Linked DNA regions of Homo sapiens: region 2 is linked to region 1. Evidence: chromatin loops called from intact Hi-C (ENCODE). Cell type or tissue: PC-9. All regions are shown on one strand.

Region 1 (2,500 bases):
TGGTCTTCCCGTTAAGACAGAGGCAGCCTAGTAGAGACTTGGCTTTGGAAAAGGAAGCTAGTATTAGGAGTTTATCTTTACTGTTTAGAGTTGACTTTATCTCAAAGGATGTCAGCAGCATATATCATGTGACAGCGGATCAGTCACGACACCTCATCTAAATGCAGTCATCATAGTACGTGGTCTTCCCACTGCCTTGCCTACCGTCCATAAAAAGAGGGTCACTCTAGTCCCTGACAGCCATGCCTTCATACCATCCACCTCCAGCCAGAACTAATAATTCAGGGGTAGCAGTGTGAAAAAGACCAGCAGCTTCAGGAATTTTGGGTTCCAGAACTGATATGGATACTAATTAGCTCTGTGCAAGTTAACTTTTCTCTGTCTCCATGTCCTAAACAATGAAAGGGCTGATTAGACCATATGAGCTCTCAGCTCCCTTCCATCTTCAGTGATTCTTTGATAATAATATAAGTTATCCAAATGGTATCATTTATTATGATTGCTTACTGTGTGCCACGCACCATACTAAGTGCTTTTCATTTATCATCTATTTTAATCCTTGCAAAAAGAGAGGAAAATGACATTATCCTCACTTTATAGATTAAAAACTGGCCGGGCGCAGTGGCTCACGCCTGTAATCCCAACACTTTGGGAGGCCGAGTCAGGCGGATCACGAGGTCAAGAGATCGATCGAGACCATCCTGACTAACATGGTGAAACCCCGTCTCTACTAAAAATACAAAAATTAGCTGGGCCTGGTGGTGCGTGCTTGTAATCCCAGCTACTTGAAAGGCTCAGGCAGGAGAATCGCTTAAACACAGGAGGCGGAGGTTGCAGTGAGCCGAGATTGCGCCACTGCACTCCAGCCTGGTGACAGAGCAAGACTCCATCTCAAAAACAAACAAACAAAAAACCTTAAGACTCAAAAATGGAGTTTACAGAGTTCTTCCCTGCTTATACCTTTCAGTCAAAGGGTGTTCTTTGTTTAAAAATCACACACAAATTCAGTGAGACAACAACAAAAATTCACGTAAAACCAGACCGAATATGAAATAGTATTATTCTAACAATTCTATTTTATCAACTGATGACTTCACTTTTTACTCTGCTTTTTTAAACTGCCAAATCAAGTGAATAGATTCATTATTTTAAACACAGTGTTGCATAAATCTAGATGATTCCTCTGACAAACCTCTAAGAAGGTGTATGACAATGATACGCAGGTACTGAAATCAAAAGCAGCTTTAGGAAAACTAATCTTCCGTATCTAGGGCCTCGTGTTAAAAATGCCTTCGTCAGGGGTGACTCCACTTCAGTGCCAAATGTCTGTCATTCACCTGCCACTTCCATCAAGTATTAATATGAAAAAAGGCAACGTTTTTACCTGTTATAATGAGGTGAACTTTTAGCTTTAATTTGATTGCCACCTGCTGGCTAAAAGACACAACCTTCCTTCCGCAGCAAAAACTGCTTGGTAACTCAGAAGGATAAATGCAAACAAATGAAATTCATATCATTAGCAAAGCCAGCGCTCACTTCTACCAGGTTGTCTTCTAAAAGGAAGGGAACTAATATTTAATGTGTCTATTGTATGTCAGGTGCTATGCTAGGTGCTTCAGATTACTATATTATTACATTTAATCAGTTCCAAACCATGTGACATACCACCATTTTGAAGAAGGAAAAACAAGCAACTGCCTTCACATCACACAAACAAAAAGCAGCAACAATCCGAAACTAGGTCTCACCTAGACAACTTTTCTTCATCATCAGCATATCCTCATTCCATGATTCCATGATTCCACCCTACCATGGGATGCCCTAGTAATCTCATGCTATCCAGAAAATATTGGTGAGCTGAGGCTAAGAAGCAGAGCTATAATTCACTGTAGAGTCACAAAGCCTTCCTGATATTTCACAGGGAAGCAGAGGCAGGCCAGATAAATACCTCAAAACATTAGCAGGGAGAGCCAGCAACAATTAGTCAAAGGTAGAACGAGAAGACTGTGAAAGTCATCAACAGAAGCAACATAAGGGGATGAGAAAAAAGACTTGAATAATTACAAACCTTCAGTCCTTTAGCAAAAACAAAAACAAAAAAAAGAAAATAAGGAGTGTTGGGTATTTTTCTTTGGTCCATTTAGGAAAGACTCATCTGCTCACCCATCTCCTGGGGGTCCCTGGGTACTGGTGCTGTGTAGCACACACATGGCCCAGCGCCTGGCCACCAAGAGCTCACCATCTTGTTGGCCAGGCAAATATAAAGGAAGGCTTTCGTGCTAGAGGTGCTCAGAGCCCCTCTCTCACTCTTATCTACCATCTCCTTTTGTCTTTGAGAGCCTTTACCACTGAAAAAACAACGGCTAGTGTTTGAGTGATAACTTTGTGCCGGACACTGTTCTAAGCACTTTAATATATTAACTTAATCTTCACACAATGGTAAGAGATAACTGGTATCTTTAATCTCTCTTCCATAGATAGGAGGGTAAGCAACTTGCCT
Region 2 (2,500 bases), 360 kb before region 1:
ATGATTAATAAGGAGGCAGTGTTCATTCATATTAGCCAGGAAATGGGAGGTTGGGGTAGTTTTGTGGTCTACACAAAACCCGCTATGGTTTTGTCTGCGCTTAGACATTACAGGGTAGTCTCTTTTTTTCTGTTTCATTCATCACTGGTTCAGAGTGACCTTGTCTAATTTAGTGTCCTATGAGATTATTTATGTTCCATAGGAAAAAAATATGGCCCTGCTGTTAGGCCAGTTCCTAGCAACACCGAGGACAGGCCAGTTAGTTAGCGCCTAGCCAGGTCTCTATGTTAAGGCCTGCCGTTCTCTTTTTTACCTGTGATCTGTGTCTCTGTTAATTGGAATGGGAGCCTTAAATGGGCCAGGCAAGGAGTTTATCTTAACTCTACCCCTTACTGACTGTGTGATCTCGTGCACATTTTTAACTGTCTTCAAGACAGTTTGCTCTTTCATGAAATGGAATAATGCTTACCCCCCATAGAGCTGTTGTGAAAATTAAATGAAAAAACAAAACATAAAAAGCCTGGCACATAGTAATTTCTCAATAAGTCACTGCAATTTTTATTATTTGCCTGAATATTTGGCATGACACTCAATGTGTAAGTGCCCAGTTGAAATAGTTTCCTTATCTTTTCTTTGAAGGTGAGAAGGCTAAGTTCCTTTTATATACAAAAATGTGTTCTGTCGAACACTATCACTGCAAGGCCATTTACTAAAAATGTTTATGGGATGGAATCTTTTTCAGCACTTGCTGTCACCTCAGCGGGCCCCAGAGAGGCTTATTCAGCTGGCAGAGGGCAATCTGAATACACTCGTGACCGAAATGAACGAGCTGCTGACCAGGGTAAGGTGGCAAAATTATGAATCTTCTGAAAGCAGATAGATTATGTCAATGAAGGAAAATTACTTCAAAGTTCTGAAATGCAAATCACCTTCTTCCTAATTCCCAATTTGGTATATAAAATAGATGTATTCTGACTTGCTAATTCTGCTTCAAATCAAATCATAGAAATCAGTAGCACGCAGAAAAATTGGGGATACCTGGAAATTGTCAATGGCTAAAAAGTCCAGAATGACAGTGTATTTTGAGAACTTTATTCAGTAGCCTCCGTGGTAAAGTTTGTATCTGTTCTGATTTCCAAAAGCACTATCTTTGATTGTGTAAAGAGAAAGAAAAACAAATGAAAATGCTTGTGGTCTCTTTCATCTCATCGTGGGATTTTTGCATTAGTATAGAAATACAGTGTAAATCAGTCTTTCCACACAAAAGAGGAAATCTTCTCTATTGTGAGACTCCAAAGTGCTTAAGACACTTTTTAAAGTCAGAATGTAAAGTCCATGTTGCATTTATCAGGCTTTTTAAAGAATTGGAAATTTTAAATTTTCAAAACTGCGATGGTATTAAAAACTTTTTGCAGTTAGAGAATGAAGAAAACAACATAAAGCCCGCCATCTTGTGGCCAGAAATATGCATGAAGCTAGAAACGGGGCTGCAAAGTACGGATTTAATTTGATTATCTAAGAGCTTTAAATGATAAAGAGTATTGGAGCTAGAAGGTTCCTGGGGATTATCGAGTCCACTTTGTATTTTAAAGAAGAGCTGCCTCGGGCCATGACAGTGAAACGAATTAACAATGGCCATACAATTTGCTAAACTCAGGGACTTAAGCTGGACCCAGTCTCAAGATTCCCACTGGCCCAGTACTTTTTCTACATAGCCTGCTGTCGGTTTAGGAAAATATCCACAGGAAAATCAAATAGGCTTCTGAGCACATAATGCTAAACAACGGCCCTGATGTTACAATAGCATACTAAACACTTTTTCAGAATCTCATAGCAACAATATAGAATGTACAGATACAACACGGAGTTTCTTGCCAAATGTATGTAGACATTAGATTAAATTGAGTGCATTTATCTCATATTAATTTAATATGAAATAATTCATATTTGTTATAAATAAGAATTTTCTAACAGGTCATGGTAGAATAAATCAATTTAACAAGCACACATAAATGTTCATAACATACAAAGCCTAAGTTACGTGTTGGCAGATGAAAAATATGAATGAGGCTCAATCTGTCTTCAAAGAACTTTGAGATGTGTGTGTGTGTGTGTGTGTGTGTGTGTGTGTACATCAGCATTTAAGTGTATGGAGGACCATATTAGACAACTGCATGCAGGTATATAATAAAACATGAAATAAAATAAAGTCGGAAGAAATTCTGGAGAAATATTTAATAATAGAATAATTTCATCTGCTTAGGGGTAATTAGAAAAAATTTCATGTAATAAATGGCATTTCATTCATTCATTCACTTAACTAATACTTTTTGGGAGTCTCTCATGTTCTAGGAATTATGACACTGGGGATAGAAGTGTGAGCAAAACTGCGCAGTCCTTGCCCTCATTGGCTTAGTATAGTCTAATGATCTGACGTTAGAGACACAAAAAGTATTTCTTTTTTTTTTTTTTTTTGAGACAGAGTCTTGCTCTGTCGCCG

Evidence for each region. A loop is a pair of places that touch in the nucleus more often than their neighbours do. Peaks named below come from ENCODE experiments on the same cell type or tissue, not always from the same donor. Only the 100,000 strongest peaks of a DNase experiment are listed, where the experiment ranks them.
Region 2: it touches region 1 in a loop (4-fold over the local background); 2 of 110 quality-filtered maps call a loop at or near these places.

What each region holds. Positions count from the first base shown.
Region 1 is chr6:129,729,264-129,731,763 of GRCh38, forward strand. No RefSeq gene overlaps it. Among named protein-coding and RNA genes, the nearest start is that of ARHGAP18, 20 kb to the left of the region's middle. In PC-9, CTCF peaks have their summits at 1,463 (motif pointing left) and 1,663; a DNase peak (open chromatin) is centred at 1,408.
Region 2 is chr6:129,369,150-129,371,649 of GRCh38, forward strand. It overlaps LAMA2 (laminin subunit alpha 2), which reads left to right. Exons shown (of 65, transcript NM_000426.4): 34 at 743-841. Among named protein-coding and RNA genes, the nearest start is that of ARHGAP18, 340 kb to the right of the region's middle. RefSeq lists an enhancer at 1,342-1,851. In PC-9, CTCF peaks have their summits at 1,444 (motif pointing left) and 1,649; a DNase peak (open chromatin) is centred at 1,422.